Regions from separate parts of the Homo sapiens genome. Here region 1 is linked to region 2. Evidence: chromatin loops called from intact Hi-C (ENCODE). Cell type or tissue: IMR-90. All regions are shown on one strand. Each heading gives the region's core, and the rest is flanking DNA. Links, peaks and the distances in the headings are about the cores only.

Region 1 (10,731 bases), core at 1,605-9,604, 63 kb before region 2:
AGACATGGATTAAATTCTGGAGAACTGGATGCAATGCCTGATGGGATGTCTCAGGGTGAAAAGCCTTATCGGGGTAACCATGATCTAGAGACTGGGATTTGACTTTTTGGTTCAAGAAAGTGACGTCTCTGCTGGCCCAAAACTGGTCAGGTTTTCGAGGACTGTCTGATGTGAGCCATACTGGGGAGAAACAGGGATAGAAATTTTCATTACAGTTCCAGAAGCACAGGTAGTGACTGGAATATTCTGCCACTCTGGAATGAAGGTATTCATAAGAGTGATTTAATTGCTGAAAAGTTGCTTTAGTGGTGCTGGAAAAGAGAAGAAGTGAGATCATTTTAATCACTGAAGGGATATTAGCAGGTAAATTTGACAGGATTTGGTGATGGATTGGATAAAGGCAGCGAGTAAAGCAGGAGGAAAGGAAGATTTGCAGATTGCTGGCTGTATAATGTCAGGGCTGGTGGCGCCTCTAATTGTAGCAAGCCGTACTGGGAGCCTTGGAAGAAGTGGAGAAATTATTTAACATATTGAGTTTGAAGTGACTTTAAGATGCCCAAGGGAGGAAAATGGGGTGTAGTGGAATGTGTATAATTATTCAAATCCTGGTGTGGTTGAGATTTCTTAGAGAGGTTACAGATAGAATGAGAAGAAACAAGAAGTACTGATGGACCCTGTAAAGAGATGGAGAGAGAAGAGAAAGAGAGGTAGGAGGAAATCCAGAGAGTGGTGCGTGGAAGCCAGGGAAGAAAGTCTTTCAAGAAGAAAGAATGGTTAGCTCTGTGGTGTGTTTCTCAGAGGTCAAGGAAGATAAGGACTGAAAAATGTCCAGTGAATGACTTTTCCACGAGGACACTTTCTTTCCCAGGATAGGTCATAACAGGGCCTGAGGTACTAATTCTTATGATAATTCAGATAATTTAGTTTTGAGAGACAGAAAAATAAGGAAAATAAAGATCTCAATTAGATAAGGTGTGAATACACTCCCACATAGTCCCACAAGTTTCCATATAACCTATAGTGTCTCTCACTTTATTGCCGTATACCACACGTTTGCTTGTTTAAGCATCCTATTAAAATGGGGTCCGAAATCAGTGTTTTATAACTAACTGAGCTAAGTTATAAGACTCGGGTAAAAACATGACTCTAATTGATATGATCATTACTTGCTGTGAGGAAAATTACAGTCTGCAATCCTAGCTTGGTAAAATCTTCGTCACAATTTGTAGTGCACAGGACTGTTATTGCTGGCACACGTCATAACTAAATTACAGCCATAAAAATAGCAGATTATGTTTGGAGAGTATCAGTAAAAAATTTATGGTTCCAAATATTATGTAACTGTAGTTTCAGATAAATGTTTATCTTTCCTATCTTTGTTTCTCCATTCACTGGAACTGATTTTGATACCTGGCAAAGGGGACTCAGATTAATGCAAGTAAGTTCGCCAGGCCAGTTTGCCCTTTCACAATATAAGGTAAATAAAACATGTTTAATTATATCAAACTGGTTTGAGTTTGGCTGCATTTTGTAGTTAAAGCTTGTATTGTAGTTAAAAGGCTATTCTGTATTTTGCTAATTTGGGAGCATTTGGTGGCCTTGTTACAGATTTGGGATTTGTAAAGACATGTGAATTTAGTAGGCGGGATTAAGAATCATAAAAGAAGCAGTAAACTTGAGTGCTGCTCATAAAATTACTTAGGTTTTCTGCAGATGCATTCTCTAGTGCAACCGTCCCCACTTTTTGGGTCTTTGTTTTAGGTATTATGTGAAATATAACCCTATGCATATGCAACTTTTGGCAAATAAGGATTTCTTTTTTTTTTTTTTTTGAGACGGAGTCTCACTCTGTCGCCCAGGCTGGAGTGCAGTGGCCCGATCTCGGCTCACTGCAAGCTCCGCCTCCCGGGTTCCGGCCATTCTCCTGCCTCAGCCTCCCGAATAGCTGGTACTACAGGCGCTTGCAACCACGCCTGGCTAATTTTTTGTATTTTTAGTAGAGACGGGGTTTCACCATGTTAGCCAGGATGGTCTCGATCTCCTGACCTCGTGATCCACCCGCCTCGGCCTCCCAAAGTGCTGGGATTACAGGCGTGAGCCACCGTGCCCGGCCGGATTTCTCTTACAAAATTATATCATCCAACTTATATTTGGGTATTCGTACTTTCGTGTGTGTGTGTGTGTGTGTGTGACAGAGTTTTGCTTGTCGCCTAGGCTGGAGTGCATTGATGCGATCTCAGTTCACCGCAACCTCTGCCTCCTGGGTTCAAGCAATTCTCCTGCCTCAGCCTCCCAGTTAGCTGGGATTACAGGCATGGGCCACCACGCCTGGCTAATTTTGTATTTTTAGTAGAGACGGGGTTTCTCCCTGTTGATCAGGCTGGTCTTGAACTCCCAACCTCAGGTGATCTGCCTGCCTCGGCCTCCCAAAGTGCTGGGATTACAGGTGTGAGCCACCACGCCCGGCCACATTCGTACATTTTAACATAAAATCCAACCATAAGGCTATATTGTAGAAAAGCTTGAAGGAAAGAAGGCAGGAATGGAGAAAGGATCAGCTACCTAAAAGTTGAGCTGTAGCCAAGGGTATGTTTAAAACATCTCTTTTTTACCTAGGCTTTTAAAAAAGTTTAGCTATCTTATCTATCATCTAAGAAAAGTTAACCTTGAGTTATTGATCTTGCATGTCTGCATTTGAAGTATGAAGATGACAGGGGCTGTGCTTTGGGCCTTGGAAAGCTGTGTTCTCAAGCAAAGGTCCAAGAGCTGTAATCCGTATGGTACACAGTGGAAACATTGTTCTTTGTATTTGTCTGTTGCTAACTTTTTAATAAACTATTAAGTAGTTGGTGATTATTAACAGTAGGAGCAGAATGTAGGGTCATTATGGACAATTTGGAGTGTCAACATTAAAGAAATGATTTTAAAGGTTAGATCCCAATTGTTGAGACTTTGCCTGAAACTTTGGCAGGTAAGTAGAGTGAGGGATGGACCAGCACAACCTTTTGTAATTATTAGCCGTAGTGAAGTGAGTCAAGTTTTGCCACAGTGCTTTTTGTTTAACCTAACAATTGGCCGGCCCTAGTTAATTGTTGAAAACCATTAAAGGACTCAAATTTCCCAGTTGCACATGCATTGGAATGTCCAGCTTACCTCATGTGTGTGAATAAAGGGCCAGTGGTGTGGCTAATTAAAGTGCATTGTCCTTTAAGCAAAGCGTCAGTAACAAATTAAGTTTTAAGAGTTCTCGAAAGGCCCTTCTGAGGACTGGTAAACATCTTGGTGGCTGGTACATATCGTATGGAGTCTAGGTGTGAAAGCTGCTGAAAACAAGCATTATAAACTTCCAAGTAAGTGTGGAGGTGTAAACTGATGCCATAGAGTTGCTTCAGCTGAAGCGAAAGATCATATTTACTGACACTTATTACAAATGGGTTTTTAAAACAATGTCTGTTTTGTACAGTGACAGTAAAGTCTGCCAAGAGTAAAACAAAAAGTTATATTGTGGAACAAGATAAAAGGACCCTGCATAATAAATAATATCGAATGCCTTAAAATATGAGGTTTCATTTCCAAAATATAAATATGAGCTCCTAAATGAATGTTTAAATAATTTGGTTTTTCTTTGATTTGCCAGTGACTTGATACGTAAAATAATTTTGGCTCTGAATATGTCCAGATCTAGGCCATCACAATAAAGAATACATCTGTATAGTAAATACAAAATAAAGCAACCACAAATGACATCATGTTTTAGTGATAGCTTAGGAATTGTTTTTTTTATTATGATAGACCAAAAGTAGTTTATTGGCTATAAATAATATATTTATTATCTGCCAGTTTCTAAGAGTAGCATGATATCTCTGATCCAAACTGTATTGATTCTGGTCGGGCTCGGTGGCTCATGCCTGTAATACCAGCACTTTGGGAGGCCGAGGTGGGTGGATTACTTGAGGCCAGGAGTTTGAGACCAGCCTGGCCAACATGGTGAAACCCTGTCTCTACTAAAAATACAAAAATTAGCTGGGTGTGGTGGCACATGCTTGTTATCCCAGCTACTCAGGAGGCTGAGGCAGGAGATTCACTAGAACCAGGGAGGCAGAGGTTGCAGTGAGCCAAGATTGGGGCACTGCATTTCAGCTTTGGGGGCAGAGCGAAACTCTGTTTCAAAAAAACAAAAACAAAACCAATCTATATTGGTTCTAACCTTTATCTATAGACAAAAGCATTGGTTTATGAAAACCATCAGAGATGCAAGCCATAGAAACTTTCAAAAAGTTCTTTAAGATGCAACTGTCTGGATCTGATAAATAGTTTCAATTGTTTTGCTCTTGATCTGGATGGGTTTTGAGCAGAGGAGATTGGGTGAAATTAAAGGTTTCTTAAAATTGTTGACACTGGTAGAGAGGCATTTATCTGAATACAGTGGGGAAGACCAGAGATGTTGCTTAAAGAGATTTTGTAAGAAAAGTAGGCACAATTCTTGTGAAAAGTGGGCTACGTGAATAAGGGCAATCCAAGAAATCATGTTAGTGCCCCTGTGTAGTTGTATGACTTCTGTACTTTTTCTTTCTTTCTTTCTTTCTTTCTTTCTTTTTTTTTTTTTTTTTTTTGAGACGGAGTCTCGCTGTGTAGCCCAGGCTGGAGTGCAGTGGCACAATCTCGGCTCACTGCAAGCTCCACCTCCCAGGTTCACAACGTTCTCTTGCCTCAGCCTCCCAAGTAGCTGGGACTACAAGTGCCCACCACCACGCCTGGGTATTTTTTTGTATTTTTTAGTAGAGATGGGATTTCACCGTGTTAGCCAGGATGGTCTCGATCTCCTGACCTCGTGATCCACCCACCTCGGCCTCCCAAAGTGCTGGGATTACAGGCGTGAGCCACTGCACCCAGCCAACTTCTGTACTTTTTCAAAGGTGAACTTTTGGGGAGGTGATTTCTTGAGAAGTGGGGAAGATAATGGGATAAGTTGTAAAAGTGCCCAGAAATATGAGTTTATAAGAGACCTTGAGAGCTACATACTAATGTAGCTGTCCATTAGTATGAAAGAAGACCAGACATGTTGTCCAAGCTGTCTATAGGAAAATAGAAGAGGTAACTTTAGGTTGTCGTGGCTCACACTTATAATCCCAGAACTTTGGGAGGCTGAGGCAGGAGAATGGCTTGAGGCCAGGAGTTTGAGACCGGCCTGAGCAACAGAGCAAGACCCCATCTCTATAAAAAAGTTTTAAAAATTAACAGAATGTGGTGGTGCACACTGCTATAGTCCCAGCTACTTGGGAGGCTGAGGCAAGGGGGATCACTTCAGCCTATGAATTCAGGGTTGCAGTGAACTATGATTGCACCACCGTACTCTGGCCTGGGCAACAGAAAGAGACCCTGTATATATATATTTTTTTCCAAGATAATTTTAGTCTTAGTCTACTCTGAATAACAAAGAAGAATGATTTATTCATTTAGAGGCATTTTAAGAGCAGTCTTTGTAGACCATTGCTAGATCTTTTTGGAATGGGCTGCCTTGAAAGCAGAGAGAATGTAACCATGTGTCTTTAAGTGGCATTGTTTAGTGGTTCTTCACGGCAGCCCAAAGAGAAAGTATCTGGCATCAGATTTGCTGGATGTGCAGAGATGCCAGTATCTCTCGTTTGAGCTAGCCTCTGCGGTGTTTTTGCTCTCAAACCTGGTGGTAGAGTGACGGCTTTGATTTGCTTCCTGCCTGAAGCCTGCTTTGGATGAATTTAAAAACCTGTTTGTTTCCCCATCGGCCGGCTGAGCCTTACCCATAATTCCTGAACTTTGATTATGGGGGTTATTACAGGACAAGAGCTTCTTTGTAAAAGAGCATGTTTAATACTCTGGGGTCTAGCGTGACTAGCGGATATAAATTGTATGGAAGCAATTAAATGCGAAGGAAATGTCATGTGGGCTGAATTTAAACATAACTTGCGGCATTGATTTTTTTTTTTTAACTTACACTAAGAAGGATGGAGAGAGAAAAAAGAAAGAGAATGGAAACAGGCCAAGCGAGTCAGAGAAGCACACGCAGAGACAAGAGAAAAGGAGTCATTTTTAACATTTGGTTAAAAGTCCAAAGCCCAGAGCTAGCATTATGTGAATTATACTAGTATTATGCCATTGCCCTTTAAATGAACTCTTTAAAAACACAAATGTCAGGGAAGTATACTGTACTTGGGGCTTGTATCTCTTTCCAGTTGCTCCTCTTTATCTTAAGGCATATATGTACATACAGCAGTGATTTTTTTTGGAATATGTTAATAAACAGGCCTGAAGGAAGCTCCGTAAACGATTAAAGTGCTTCTTTCCCTAGTTTTCTCTCCTTTTATGCTCACGGCCACTGCATGCCTCTTTTCTTTTCTTTTCTTTCTTTTTTTGACAAAGTTTCGCTCTTGTTGCCCAGGCTGGAGTGCAATGGTGCAATCTTGGCTTCCTGCAACCTCTGCCTCCTGGGTTCAAGTCATTCTCCTGCCTCAGCCTCCCAAGTAGCTGTGATTACAGGCATACAGCACCACGCCTGGCTAATTTTTTTGTATTTAGTAGAGACGGGGTTTCACCATATTGGTCAGGCTGGTCTTGAACTCCTGACCTCAGGTGATCCACCACCTCAGCCTCCCAAAGTGCTGGGATTACAGGCGTGAGCCACCGTGCCTGGTTGCCACTGCATATGTCATACAGAGTAGCTCATCTTTGCACTTTTGATTAGGAGTAGTGTGTCATTTCTCACTTGCCTAGAATGTCCTACATCCCTATGCTTGGTCTATTAAGACTTAGCCAGCCCCATCTCCTGTCTAATGCCTTATTACACCAACCAACTAGAAGGGATCTCCTCCTACTCCAGATCCCCATAGTAATTTGATCTATTGGGGTAATTTGCCACTTAATCTTTTCTACTGTCCATCAGAGTGTCGTGTAAGGTTTGTTTGTAAATGAATGGGTTTATTTCATTTCTCCAACTTGCCAATTCTTAGAATATGGAACTGGTGTTGTATTGTCCTTCATGCCTAGCACATATTGGTACTAGGGAATATTTATTGAGATTAATGTTAATACTGAATATGGGCCGGGCACGGTGGCTCATGCTGATAATCCCAGCACTTTGGGAGGCCGAGGTGGGTGGATTACCTGAGGTTAGGAGTTCAAGACCAGCCTGGCCAACATGGTGAAACCCCGTCTCTACTAAAAATACAAAAAAAAAATTAGCTGGGCATGGTGGCACACCCCTGTAATCCCAGCTACTGGGGAGGCTGAGGCAGGAGAATTGCTTCAGCCTGGGAGGTAGAGGTTGCAGTGAGTCGAGATCATGCCACTGCACTCCAGCCTGGCCAACAGAGCGAGACTCTGTCTCAAAAAAAAAAAAACATACTCAATATGCTGTTAAAATAATCAAAATGTGACTGGGTGGTCACAGGCAGAAATTGATGCTTTTAGATTAGATGTAATAATATAGCAAGTTTGATGTGAAATTGAGTTTAGAAATAATAGACAACCTTTGATTATTTGCTGTGATAGAGAGTACTTGTCCTTTATTTTTATTCTATATGCTATGAACTCATAGTGACAAGAACCAAATCTTACCTGCCTTGCATAATACTTCTCTCTTTTTTTTTTTTTTTTTTTTTTTTCACTTGAGACAGTCTTGCTCTGTCGCCCAGGCTGGAGTGCAGTGGCATGATCCCAGCTCACTGCAACCTCTGCCCCCTGGGTTCAAGTGATTCTGCCTCAGCCTCCCGAGTAGCTGGGGTTACAGGCACCTGCCACCACACCCAGCTAATTTTTTGTGCATAATACTTCTCTAATGCCTGGCCCAAAGCATGGCATGCATAGTAGGGATTCATTTAACTTTTGCTGAAAGAAATATAAATGATTTTTTTCTTTTAAATTTCTACATTATTTAGATTTTCTGGTGACTCTTTCCTATGCAATAAGCCAATACATATTTATGGAGCACATACTGTGTGCCACATACTGGTACTGTGCTTAGCATAAAGGATACATATAATGTATATTTTACTTTAGAATATATTCTATTCTTTGTATTTAATTCTTAGCCCGACTATAAATTCTAAAAAATCAGTTTTTCAAGCAAAAACAATGAAGATCCAAGAAAGGAAAATTTCCTGGTATTAATTCAATATATTCATCTATTCCCAGATTATTTCCACATTCCACTTGATGGTGGAAATTTACTACCCCCTCCTTGCCTTTCAAATGATCCTAAGATCGTAACCTTTCCCAATGGAGCTGAAGAGGTAGAGTAGGCTGTTTGGGTTTCAAAGGACTTTTCAGGACACAAAGTAAATAGGGGAATTGGAGATATCAACAAAACTAATTAAGTGGATTGACTGTGTCAGTAGTGAGTACAGAGATGTCAGAAAAGCTAGTTGTAGCAAGTATTTAAACACAGCCTCAAGTTCATTTTCAGTGGTGTTGCCATCATCCACAAACTTCAAAGAAAGTTTAGCCAGATTAATCCAGGAAAATTCATTCTCCTGGGAACATCACATTCTAAATTACTTATTCATTGTTAATATCTTCATTTAAAATTTTGACTTGAACTTTTTTATTCTTTACTTGTCCTTTAAGATCACACAGACCCAAGATTTGATAAGGTTATCATCTTTTCAGATCTCAGAAAAGTGGGAAAATGAATTCCCTTTTGACCAGAATAAAGGGAAGAAGAATTTAAAATTATAAACCAGGTTTACTTTACTCATAGATGGTCATATATTCAACATTGCCTTTTTTTTATTTTAAAAAACTGCCCAAGTCATAAATAAATGCATTCTTGCTTTAAGAAATTCAGCTAAAGCAATAGACTTTCTTGACCCTCTATCCCCAATCCTGCTCATCTCCCCAGAAGGAGAGCCCATTTCTCAGTTCAGGGACTGTCCTTCAGACTTATGCATGTAGAAACCAATGATTCAAGTTTTTCTTCTTCTCCTTCTTCCTTCTTCCTCCTTTCTCCTTCCTCCTCCTCCCTCTTCCGCTTCCTCTTCTCCTCCTACTCTTCCTCTTCGTCCTCCTTCCTCTTCTTCTTCTCCTTCTCTTTCTCCTTCTCCTTCTCCTTCTCCTCCTTCTTCTTCTTCTTCTCCTTCTATATATTGTACCTTAACTTCGTTTTTACCCACCACTTTAAAGTATTTTGTTCTATGACAGCAGCTAGAGATCTTAATACGTTACTCCATTTCATGGCTATACACAGTTTATTTACCCGTTTTCCTAGTAATGGGACTGTAATGTTACTTAAACCTCATCTCAAAGACCTAATATAAATTAAATTCTAGCTTCATTTGAATCTTTCATCACTTTGAAGGGAGATTTTTAGTAATTATCAAAAGATATGAGATCAAACAAGTCCAATTACTAAAAATACAATGCATTTGTATGATAATTTAAACTTCTTTTAAATATGGAGACCCAGAGCACTGTATCCCCAGCACTCCTGTGAGCTAGCCAGGAGAAGAGGAACATTGTCACAACCACATGAAGAAGAGGGTAGAGCAGGGCCCCCTTCTGCTGATTTCTGATTATACAGGGCTCTTTGGTCAAGATCACAGAATGTGTTTCTCCCTCCCATGCAAGAAAGGCAGGGATTCCTCCTCTCCTCTTTAGTCTTCCATCCCTGCTCAGAGCTTTTTGGCTAGCATTGTCAATTCAAGGTTTGGCCTCAGAGTCTTTGATTTAAGTTGTGAGGGGACAGACATGGTGAGGATATACCGTGGCCGGGTCTGGAGGGTGAGCTACTGAGAATCAGGGCAGGGAAGAGGCTCAGTGGTTGCTGGTGCTGAGGTAGTGTCTGGAAAGCACATCCGTGTGAAAGGGCGAATGCCAGCTGAGCATGGCCTTGGGTCACTGGCTGCCTTGCAAACAGGAGCTCCACAGGAGAGGTGGACTTGCACAACAGCAGCCTGACAGATCCAGGGTCTTTCACTTGCTTCTTTGGGATCCTCACCAAGCATGTCATTCAACCATTTATTGTGCATGGACCTTGGTAGGGAATAGGCATTGCTCTGTTTTCTGATTTATTTCTCCTTGAAAGCCCATTCTCAAGGGCAGGGAACATGTTTTATTCTTCCCAGAACCTTAGGATAAATAAACGGGAAAAAATGAGTGAAAAAGGAAACTTTGGTGGGAGATAATGAGGCTTTTCCTTACTGCTCTTATCTTTAGAAGCTGGGTCACAGACATCTTAATATGCATTTACGTGTATTTATTTAACAAACGTGTACCTAGCACTTACTTTGTGCCAGGCATTGTTCTCACACTGTTCACATTTAATTATGCCAAGAACTCTGACAGAAACACTATTTTTATCCCCACTTTGCTCAGAAAACTGATGTACAGGGCATTTAAGGAACTTGACCAAAGCCGCACACTAGTAAGGACTTAAACTTGGGCAGTCTGGGCCCAGAGCCACCCTGGCTCTCCTTTTCCCTCTCACCGGTCTTGACATGGTTGGGTCTTCATTATTTTTCCCTTTCTGGACCTCTCATCTTTCCTTCCTCTTTCTCCATTCCTGTTGCCTCCACCCTACTGTGTGATGTGATCATTTATTTGTAGACTGCAGCACACTAGCCTCTGACTTCAGTCCTTTGCACACCACAGCCAGGCTAATCTTCCTTCATGATGGCTCTCATCACCCTTTTCCTGCTACAGAACTCTTCTTGGTGTCCTGTCCTGTCAGGGCTGATCTCCTGCCTGGTTCCTAAACCT
Region 2 (10,731 bases), core at 805-8,804:
CTTCCACTGTGCTCAGCTCCCATTGCATTGTGGTTTTAGGTGACAGCAGAGGGACTACCTGGAGAAAGTGTGCATCTGGGCCTGGGAGAATTAGTAAGTGTGCATACCACCCCTGTCTTTGTTCTTGTGGTTAAGACTCATCTCTGGTGTTGGTTAGCAGAGCTAAGTACCGTTGGCAAAACAAAAGGTACTACTAAAAGAAATGTAAGATATGAGTAAGATATATGTCATTTCCTAGGTCTTGAAATCTAAATAAGATCACACTAATAGAATGTTTAATTTGATTTAAATGCAAACAGTATTTATCCCCAACATACAACGAGAAAGTAAACCACCTTTTGCATACTTGTATTCTAATTCCAGTTGAGGAAAATTTTAAAAGTTTAATATAAGTCTTCGGCAAGACTCCTTGCCATCTGGTACAGGATTAAAAATTGGCATAGCATTTGTTGTCTACTGACAGTGGGTCAGATTTACTTGGCAGGCCCTATCTGGGAATTTATCAACCTCATCCAAATCTGTTTCAGTTTCCATTTTTAACACTAGTGGGTCTAATTGGACTGAGTCACAAGAAGCAAGTTGCAAAGCTGTTTCATTTAGCAAATTTTAAGCTAATTGTCTTCAGTATGTACATTTGTTTTAACATTAAGAGGATGGTGAATTGGCCTAGTAAATCAAAAAAGTTTTAAAAATCTGATTTTCTGAAATAAGACAGTTTGCTTATACTTAAATGGGGATTGTAAATATCATAGGCTTGGCAGCTTTTTTTCTTTTTTGTTTTTTAAGAGCTAGGGTCTTTTTATGTTGCCCAAGCTGGTCTCCAACTCTGGGGCTCAAGCAGTCCTCCCGCCTCAGCCTCCCAGAGTGCTAAGATTACAGGTGTGAGCCACCACACCTGGCTAGCATTATCTGTGGAACATTTCTTCTGGAAGAGCTTGTATTCTACTGGAAGAGAAAAAAGGAGGTAGTAAGGACAGAGGCTACAGAGGAATTTCACTGAGGGGATGAAGACAGGGAGCAGTGAGTATGATTGAGTTTTAAACCAGTCTGCCTTGGTTTTATGACCCCAGGCTGTCTTTAAATTCTCATCTCATTGGTGTGGTTCTCTTTAACTGCTCAGCTAGGTTGTGGCAAAAGAAGAGGCAGTTTGGAGGCTGCTTCCAGGTCCCGTCCTAACCACTCTGCTGATGGAGGGGAGCCCTGATGTCTGACACTGTATGAAACTCTCATTTATTAAATAAATGGTGGGCAGAAAAAAGACAAAACACTTATGTTTGAAGACAAAATCTTTGCCCATAGAAATAAGCAACATGCTGCTAATAGTTTTAAATTCTTTCAAAATGAAGCACTTGTAATCATTCCTATTTTTATATCTTTGTATGCTTCCAGCAATACAAAATACATTACATGGGATTCTCTATTTCAGAAAGTCCTTGTTATACGGCTTCCTTCATCATAAAGTTAGTGTGGGTAAATTCATCCAAAAACACCAGGCCTTTTCCTGGGTGGTAAGAAGCTGGAGGATTCTATTTTATTTTATTTTTTTTGAGATGGAGTTTCACTCTTGTTGCCCAGGCTGGAGTGCAATAATGGCGCTCTCTCAGCTCACTGCAACCTCCGCCTCCCCGGTTCAAGTGTTTCTCTTGCCTCTGCCTCCCGAGTAGCACCACCATGCCTGTCTAATTTTGTATTTTTAGTAGAGACAGGGTTTCTCCATGTTCGCCAGGCTAGTCTCTAACTCCCGACCTCAGGTGATCCACCCGCCTCGGCCTCCCAAAGTGCTGGGATTACAGGCCACTGTGCCCGGCCTGATTATTCTATTTTTACAGATAAGATTTTTATCTTTGCCTTTACTATGTTTGCACAATGTTTTTGATTTTTACACCTAACCAGTACATCACCCATCATGCATAATAGGTATACGATCTATGGTTGTTGAAAAAACTTGAACCAAGTGTTGCCAACCTTGGAAGGCCAGAGCTGCCTTCTCTGCACTCACTGCTGAGTGAGTTTGGGAAGCCAGGAGAACTGGCCATGAAATCTGTAAGTGACTTTGGTGGTCATAATATTCCCAGAACAGACCTGCTTTATCCTCACAGTGAGGAACCAGTATATTGTTAGCTTTTTTACCCCTGTCTCATGCATATGGGTAGTGTGACTAGGATATCCAATTAGATCACACAGGGTCAGAGCTAATATTAAACCCGGGCACCCAGGTATATGTGACTCCACAACTGCGTGTGGTCTTTGCAGAGCCCACAGAGTCTGGCAGTAGGCTGCTGTGTCTGGGAGATGCCTATGTGAGTTGTGCTGTTATTTCATGGGCCATGGTGACCCAGGGGGACTTGGATACCAGGTGTCCTTGGGATATGTGCCTGGAGGTGAGATAGTGAATGGATTGTCAGGCAGAGAGGGTGGGGGGAGGGAAGGAGGAAGGGAGGAAAACCAGAAAGATTGGCAGAAGGGAAGCCCAGAGGCCATTGCCCTCATCAAGGTGAAAGGTCATGAAGGAGGTAGAAGGAGGTAGCAGTGGCTTGAGAGGAGGAAACTGGAGCAAAGTTAACACCCCCTCCGCAGGCTGATGGGGAGGCCAGTCTGAGGGGAGGGTGACTTGGAGGGTGGGAGTGCCACCCCACCAATTTCAAAACATTTTAACCCCAAACACACAATTTACCTGTTAAATAAAATGGCTTTCTACATTTGCGTCTTTCTGGAGGAAAATATTAATCCATGAGGGAAAACTGATTTCACACGACATGGTTTTTCATAACCTACCATTTCCAGCCAAATATCTTCTCAGAGACGTGGTGACCTTTCTTGCCCCTTAGCAAACTCCATGCTTTTGTCCAACCTGGGCAGTTCTCTAAGCAGAGACTCATAATGTAATTGGAGGCCAGGAATTGGTTGGTCTTTCTGGGACTGAGAGAAGGAGGCTGTCTGGGAAGTAGTGGTCCAAGGGGCTCTTGAAGGAAGGGGAAAAAGCCCACTCCCGCTTATATTTGTTACAGGTACCGTTAACCCCACATACCACCAGGGCTCTCCATGGGAAGCACTTGTAGAGGATTTTTCTTTTTTTTAAGTCGAGGAAAAAAATGTTTACTGTCAAGAAAAGCTTTTCTTCCCCGTAGGAACTGCTATTCTTTTTCTTTATAAACAGCATGGGATCAGGTGATTGATTCCATTTGTCCCCTGATTTGAGCCACACGAAGATAGGAGCCAAAAGTGTAGTTTATCTTCAGGAACTCTTTTTGTTTGTTTGTTTGTTTGTTCTTTGAGACTGAGTTTCTCTCTTGTTGCCCAGGCTGGAGTGCAATGGTGCGATCTCGGCTCACCACAATCTCCGCCTCCTGGGTTCAAGCAATTCTCCTGCCTCAGCCTCCTGAGTAGCTGGGATTACAGGCATGTGCCACCACAGCCGGCTAATTTTGTATTTTTAGTAGAGACAGGGCTTCTCCATGTTGGTCAGGCTGGTCTCGAACTCCCAACCTCAGGTGATCTGCCCACCTCGGCCTCCCAAAGTGCTGCTTATACCTTATGACCTGTGTATTCATGCATCAATTTTCTTTTTTGTCTTTTTGTACCTTCATTAGTATTTTTGTTTTTACTGGTTGTGAAAACAATACATAATCACTGCTAAAAATCTGGAAAGTACAAAGCAGTTTAGATAAGAAAAAAAAAATTACCAGTGAGCCTGTTATTTGCATATATCACCATAAATAGTTTGATATGTTTCTTTTTCCTTTTTTGTTCCATTTTCAAATATGAAACCTGTACAGTGTATGTATTTATACAATACACATATATAGGCAGGTTAAATATATTTGTATATGTGTGTGCATTTCCAAGGGAAGTTATACTTTTAAAACAGCAGAGAGTTTTTCTTGAAGTAGACTAAGCAAGGGAGTGAAGCCAGGAAGGAGGTGGGAGTAGCGGGGAAGTGGGGATTAATCTAGCTAAATTGTGGGTCCTGGCAAACACTGAGATTACACTGTGAAATACGAGAAAGGAAATGACTCAGTAACATTGAGAGAGGGAGCAGAGATGAGACAGCAGAGTGAAAGAGTGAATGGCGTATCCTGGGTTTGGGAAGTGGTGGGAAGTAGGGGGAGCTGGAGCCTGAGGCACTAAGTGATTAGAACAATAGGAGAATTTAGTTTTCAGATGAAATCATCAAGGCTGTATTAAGTGCCTCTTGTGAGCAATAGCTCACTCTTACTTGTTGCATTCAGCCTGGGAGCCACTCTTGACACCATGTTAGCGCAGCCTTACAGCTGATGTCAGGTCGACTGGTCTGCAGAGCCAGGAATTTGGGCTTTCTTCTCAGAGTTGTTTTGGAGCAATGAGAACTGCTCACTTAAGAAAGGCTCCCTCTTGTACTCCAGCCTTTGGGGAATGCTGTGAGTGACACTTTTAATTAACAAATCCACTGGGAACAAAACTCCTTTAAATGTGTTGGCTGGGTGTGGAGTTTGAAGGGTGGGCCGTGGAGGCTCCCACTGCACTGCAGGAGTGCTGGGACTTCAAGCCATGGGTAAGCTCGGTCAGAACTGTCAGGATGAGGTCCACCCAGAAGGCCCCACACTCTGTCCCAGGGGATTTAGGCTGGCAAGCTGTGCTGGCACTCCTGGGGCAAGATGAGCTCATCTGCCACTTCAGATGCTGGGCTTCCTATGCTAGATGTTCCTGCTCTTGCCGCATTCAGGAGCCACAGCCCACTTGTTCAGAACGGGAGGGGAGAGTGGGGGACGAGCATTTAGGAATGCATCATTCCAGCTCCTGTATTATTCCTAGAGCTGGTAGCTGAAATTCTGACCACGGAAGTGTCCTTGAACATCTTCCAGCAAATGATGTATATTTCCACATCTCACCGGGGCCTGTGCTGATGTTGGTTCTAGCACAGCATCAATATCCATGATGTCAGAGAGTCTAAGAAAGGTTTATGAAAGAGAGAAGGATTCTTTTCCTTCTGGTACCAGAGTGAAAACTATTTATGTAGCACATGTCTGCCTTGGAAAACATGCTGCTTTAATAGAATGAGTTCTGAAGGAATAATCAAAGCATTTCTTAGGTCTAATTATTTTGCTAAAGGGAGTTACTTAATTTTGACATCCTCATCAATTAGTTCCTCACTTGGAAGGCCTGTGACAAGCCTGAGGCTGGCTATGAGTTTCCACCTGCCCAGAAGTTGATGGATTTTATGAAAGCTTTAAACAGAACTACAATTGTGAAACTGAAAGTGTAAACTAAAACTATTGTTTTTATTATTATTTACTTTATACTTAGGGAAATGATTTTCATCTCTTTACTTCAGTATTTCCCCATCTTTTTTTTTTGGGGGGGATGGAGTCTCACTCTGCTGCCTAGGCTGGAGTGCAGTGGCATGATCCCAACTCACTGCAACCTCCACCTCCCGGGTTCAAGCGATTCTCCTGTCTCAGCCTCCCGAGTAGCTGGGGTTACACGCGTGCATCACCATGCCGGCTACTTTTTATATTTTTAATAGAGCTGGGGTTTCACCATGTTGGCCAGGCTGGTCTCGAACTCTTGACCTGTGGTGATCCACCCGCCTCGGCCTCCCAAAGTGCTGGGATTAGAGGCGTGAGCCACCGCCCCCGGCCTTTTTTTTTTTTTTTTTAATCACATTTATTCTAAAACCTTAGACCTTTAGACCCAAGTTTTCACGCAAGGCAATGGATGAGTTCCCCTTGGCAATACCTTCAAGTCTTGCATTAAGAAATCTGAATAACAATTTTAGCAGAGGAAGCATTTAAAAATGAGGAGACAGACTGAAAAGAAAACAAGACAAATACAACTTCAATGCAAGGAAGTTTCTAGACTGATTAAACATAACGAAAGTAAAAGTGGTTTCCTACCTTAAAGATTCAAAGGAGGCCATTGTTATTCAAAAGTGAGGTGTGTTTAACAGAAACAACAATCATGCTCCTTTTGTTGTATGTCTAAGGAAGGTCAATGGTGGGGGCCTGACTGGAAGAGACCCACCTGGTTGTGAGGCCCAAAACAAAGGGCTAACATTCAGTTTCTTCTATCATGTTTGTTGTCTTTGATGGATATGGAAAGATCTCTGATACTGGGCTGGGTGCGGTGGCTTGTGCCTGTAATCCCAGCACTTTGGGAGACTGAGGTGGGAGGATCACTTGAGCTCAGGAGTTCGAGACCAGCCTGGGCAACATAAGGAGACACCCACCTCTACAAAAAAAATTTTTTAAAAAAAATGAGCCAGGTGTGGTCGCAGGTGCCTGTGGTCCCAGGTACTCAGTAGGCCAAGGTGGGAAGATTGCTTCAGCCCAGGATGTCGGGGCTGCAATGGGCCATGATTATGCCACTGTACTCCAGCCTGGGTAACAGAGCAAGATCATGTCTCGAAAAAACAAAAAAGAAGGAGAAGGAGGAGAAGGAAGATTTCTGATACTGTTTATAAAACAAAGTAGAGGAACGGGATGAATCTACTCATCATATATATATATATATCACAAACTTTCACTAAAGGAAGAGTTTGATGGAGTGGGACAGAGTCTCTAAGGTACCAGGAGTGACCTGCAATGTGATTTGGAAGGTGGTAGGCAAAGCTGGAGGCCATGTCCACCTTTCTTAGAATGTACTGGAAACTCTGAGCAGAAGCTCATGTTTCATGTTGGGTTAGTTTCTCTGTGATTAAGTCACAGTAACAAACTGGAAGTTGTATGTGATCAAACATGTAATCATGTCTTCTCCCTTGTAAACCTTCATGCCTCAATATCTAAGTTTCTCCATAAGCTGGCACTAGTTGACTTTCCTACTATTATTTTCTAATACTCTGCCTTCCAGCTACCCTATTGTCACCTTGCTTGGTGACAGTGAGCTTCTTGAGGGTTTTATGTGTCACCTTTGGGGACCTTGAAATACCTTACACTCCTACTGTGAGAGCTCACTAATGTGGTGTTCAGAAGCTGGTTTCATGGGCCCATCTTTTGCTTGATGACAGCCAAAGGGATCCTCATTATGTCAATTCTATGAGTCAGGAGAGTATGGGGTACTGGCTGGGAAGGTGAGCATGGCTCCCCTTCCAGGAAGGAGCTCACACTATGGCACTCCAGTGATTGGATGGCTGAGAAGCAACTGAGGTGCTGGGGAATACAAGCTCCACGGGCCGAGGGGAAGTTCACTGGGGCTCACTGCATGCAAGGGCTGTCTGGACAGCGATGTCTTGGGCTTGTGTTTAGAGAGCTGCTTGCAGAATCCCCAGTGTGGCCTAACCAGGATGCAGGGAAAAATAGGCAAGTATGTCCTTGGATGAAACCAAGCACAATCTATCAACCACTCAAGCAGATCCTAAGGGAAGAATTAGTGTCATTAACTATTATGCTGTTGTTGGTGATGATGATAATGATGCTGACAATTAAAAAGATAATTAATTGTTTTCCTTCTTTTAGTCACATAGAAAAAATCACCACATGGCAAGACCCTAGGAAGGCGATGAATCAGCCTCTGAATCATATGAACCTCCACCCTGCCGTCAGTTCCACACCAGTGCCTCAGAGGTCCATGGCAGTATCCCAGCCAAATCTCGGTAAGCCTCAAGCTTTTTTAAAATTAAAAAAGATATTTTTTTTTTGTAGAGTTGGGGTCTCCCTTTGTTGCCCAGGCTGGTGTTGAACTCGTGGGCTCAAACAATCCTAACACCTCAGTCTCCCAAAGTGCTGCGATAACAGGCATGAACCACTGTGCCTGGTGGAGCCCCAAGCTTTGACTCCAAGCTGAAGAAATGGTGTTCAATCAAGGGGTGGCGGGGCTCATAAGTGGTTCTGGCTGTTTCTATGTCTCTTCATGCACCCAGACGGTGTTTGCTCCTTCTTCTTGGCTGCAATACCGTGTTACCCTTCTGCCGGCTTTTTCTTCTTTACTTGGTCTCTTTACCACCAACTCATGATACTGCTGCCTCAGTTTTAAACTACAGTTCTGACCTTCCCTCCAATGGCCTTAATTGGGGTAGAAAAATCAGTTAGGCCTCCTGTCTTCATCTAGCCTGAGGCAAGTAGGACACATACACGCTTTGGGTGACTTTGGCTCCTGGCGACTGCCTACAGGTACAATTCTAGTCTCAAATCCCTATCCTTATTTCCCTTTTTTCCTTTTTTTTTCATAATTGCTGCATAACATGTGTCAGATAGCATGCCAAGTGCTTCCATGCCTTACCTTATGAAAGCCTTCCAAAACCCCTGCAAAAAGTAGCAGGCTCTCCAGTTTATACATGAAGAAACTTTCCGAAAGTCTTGCAGCTTGTGGAGAGCAGAGCTGGAGAGCAGGCTAGTCTGATTTTAGAAGGGAGTTAACCATTACATAACCTGCAGGTGGCTTCTCCCCATACCTGCCGTGGGATAATATGGCTCACTTTTTACTTCATTTACAATACTTAATAAGTGCGATTTTAGACTTGAGAAGAGAATATTTTCTGCTAAAATTATCCCCACTAGAGATAATCACCAGTGAATTAATACACTGCAGCAACGGAACCAGTCAGCTTTTTTGGTAATCATTCCCTTCCTTCTCCCCCAGGGCTAAAAATAAAAAAGGGCCAATTTTAAAGTTTTAGAAAAGTTGGTGCCATTTTCAGATAACATTTCCATTTAAGATCAGATATCCAGATATGCTTTATACACAGAACAGTTAATTTTAGGGAGTGAAAAGAATCTCCTGTTGGATTTTCAGGAATGAACAAGATAAAAATGGAAGCGTTATTCCTGGACACCCTTCCCTCATACTGTGGCTTAGCCAAAGTGAGTATGAACTCAAGTAGACCCTAGTCAGCTTCAAGTGTCAGTTCTTCCAGGAAGTCTGAACCTACTGCTTTAAAGCTTGCAGATGTACAGTTTCCAAAAAGCAAATGACATGGAACAACCTCTGTGGAGTTCCTTATCTAAAGGGCAGATCAAAGAAAATGCAACCAGTTCTGGTACCAGCAGTGGTAAACCAAAGCCTCCAGTGAGTTATTTTGTCCCAAATATACAGGAGCTCGTGTAGAAATCAGATGCCACTGTAGTAAAGAGACCCCAAATTAGGTGGCATTAGACTGGTTTTTACAGTTTGTTTAACCATTTAATTTTCATCGAAAATTCTAAAAACTGATTATTAAAGTTTTAACTTTAACTTTGTAATCAATTATAATCGGAAAAAAATCTTTCATGAACCCAGTTTACAAAAAAAAAAAAAAAAAAAAAAGAAAAGAAAAAAAAATTCAAACACTTCCTCCAATCTCCCTTTCCTCAGTCCCCAAGTTTGTTTCCTGGAGCCAACCAGTGTTTCTAGTTGTGTGTGTGTGTATGTTTAATCATACTAAGGTTAGCATATCATAACCACTGTTCTGTATCTTGCTTTTTTCACCTGCCTGTCCATACATATAGAGCTGCTTCATTCTTTTAAAAATTTGCCTATTAGTCTACTATATTAATATGCTATAATTAGTTTATTTAACTAACTCCTATCTGGTAGATATTTAGGTTGTTACTAGTGTGTTGCTAGCATACAAATACTGGAGTGGATATCCTTTGTCATGTTCTTTTATGCATTCTCCTTAATTTTTAAAATTTGTGCGATATGTAGGAAGTGGACTAATTAAAAGAAGCTTGAATGCTTGGAACTAGATATTGAAGGCACATGTGAGTCTGCCTGTATGTGCATACATGCATGCATATGCACACACACACACAAAGTCCAATTGCACTAGTAAAGTATATCTAAAGAAGTTGTAATCTGAACATTCTGAAACAAATTTACCTGTAGCTCAGTAAAATACCTTAGTTTCCAGATTTCTATTTTTATTTAATTTTTGTTATTATTATTATTATTATTATTATTATTATTATTTTGAGAAAGAGGCTCACCCTGTCATCCGGGCTGGAGTGCAGTGGCACGATCTCAGCTCACTGCAACCTCTGCCTCCTGGTTCAAGCAATTCTCATGCCTCAGCTTCCCCAGTAGCTGGGACTATGTGCATGTATCATCACGCCCAGCTAATTTTTGTATTTTTAGTAGAGACGGGATTTCACCATGTTGGCCAAGTTGGTCCCGAACTCCTGACCCCTGGCGATCCGCTTGCCTCAGCCTCCCAAAGCGCTGGGACTACAGGCGTGAGACCCGGCACCCAGCAGTTTCCAGATTTCTAATAAGGCAGTGAATTTCTCAAGACGCACATTCTGGGGTTTTTCCAACAATATTTGTGTATTTGCCCATTGCAAAGTGTGTTTCTAGCTTATGGAGAATCACAGATGTGTCTGAAGGATGGAAATACAACTTGGAATGCCAAGTAAGTTCCAAAGACCAGGACTTAATTTAGAGAGTCTCAATACAGTCAGAATAATAAATGATTTACTCAGACTATTTCATTTCAAGCCATAACTCTGCCTGTGGTTCATAGTCTTTATTATATATCTTTAAACATATAAAAATAAAAAGAGCAGAGCTGGGTGTAGAGGTGCATCCCTGTAGTCCCAGCTACTTGGAAGGCTCTGAGGTGGGAGGATCTCTTGGGCATAGGAGTTTGAGGCCAGCCTGGGCAACATAGTGAGACCCCCAACTCTTAAAAACTAGAAAAAGAAAAGAGCAGATTCTTCTCCTCCCACTCTTCCTTCTTCTTAAATCTAGAACTTTGGTACTTTTCAATGGAATGTAGCTGTCAAATAAGTGAACTAAAGTGATAGGTCTTCTTTAATGCAAGGCATTTATATACATGTGAAA

The links. A loop is a pair of places that touch in the nucleus more often than their neighbours do. Peaks named below come from ENCODE experiments on the same cell type or tissue, not always from the same donor. Only the 100,000 strongest peaks of a DNase experiment are listed, where the experiment ranks them.
Region 1: a loop joins it to region 2, with 2.1 times the contacts of the local background. A loop is called at or near these places in 11 of 110 quality-filtered maps.

What each region holds. Positions count from the first base shown.
Region 1 is chr3:149,633,876-149,644,606 of GRCh38, reverse strand. All of the region lies in intron 2 of WWTR1 (WW domain containing transcription regulator 1), which reads left to right. Among named protein-coding and RNA genes, the nearest start is that of WWTR1-IT1, 13 kb to the left of the region's middle. In IMR-90, for the core only: no CTCF peak of the experiment used is centred there; a DNase peak (open chromatin) is centred at 5,906; H3K4me3 peaks cover 829 bases; H3K27ac peaks cover 3,508 bases.
Region 2 is chr3:149,569,700-149,580,430 of GRCh38, reverse strand. WWTR1 (WW domain containing transcription regulator 1) reads left to right here. Exons shown (of 7, transcript NM_015472.6): 3 at 7,431-7,567. Among named protein-coding and RNA genes, the nearest start is that of WWTR1-IT1, 77 kb to the left of the region's middle. RefSeq lists enhancers at 4,382-5,008, 5,009-5,635, 5,636-6,262. In IMR-90, for the core only: no CTCF peak of the experiment used is centred there; DNase peaks (open chromatin) are centred at 4,040, 4,790 and 7,490; H3K27ac peaks cover 3,182 bases.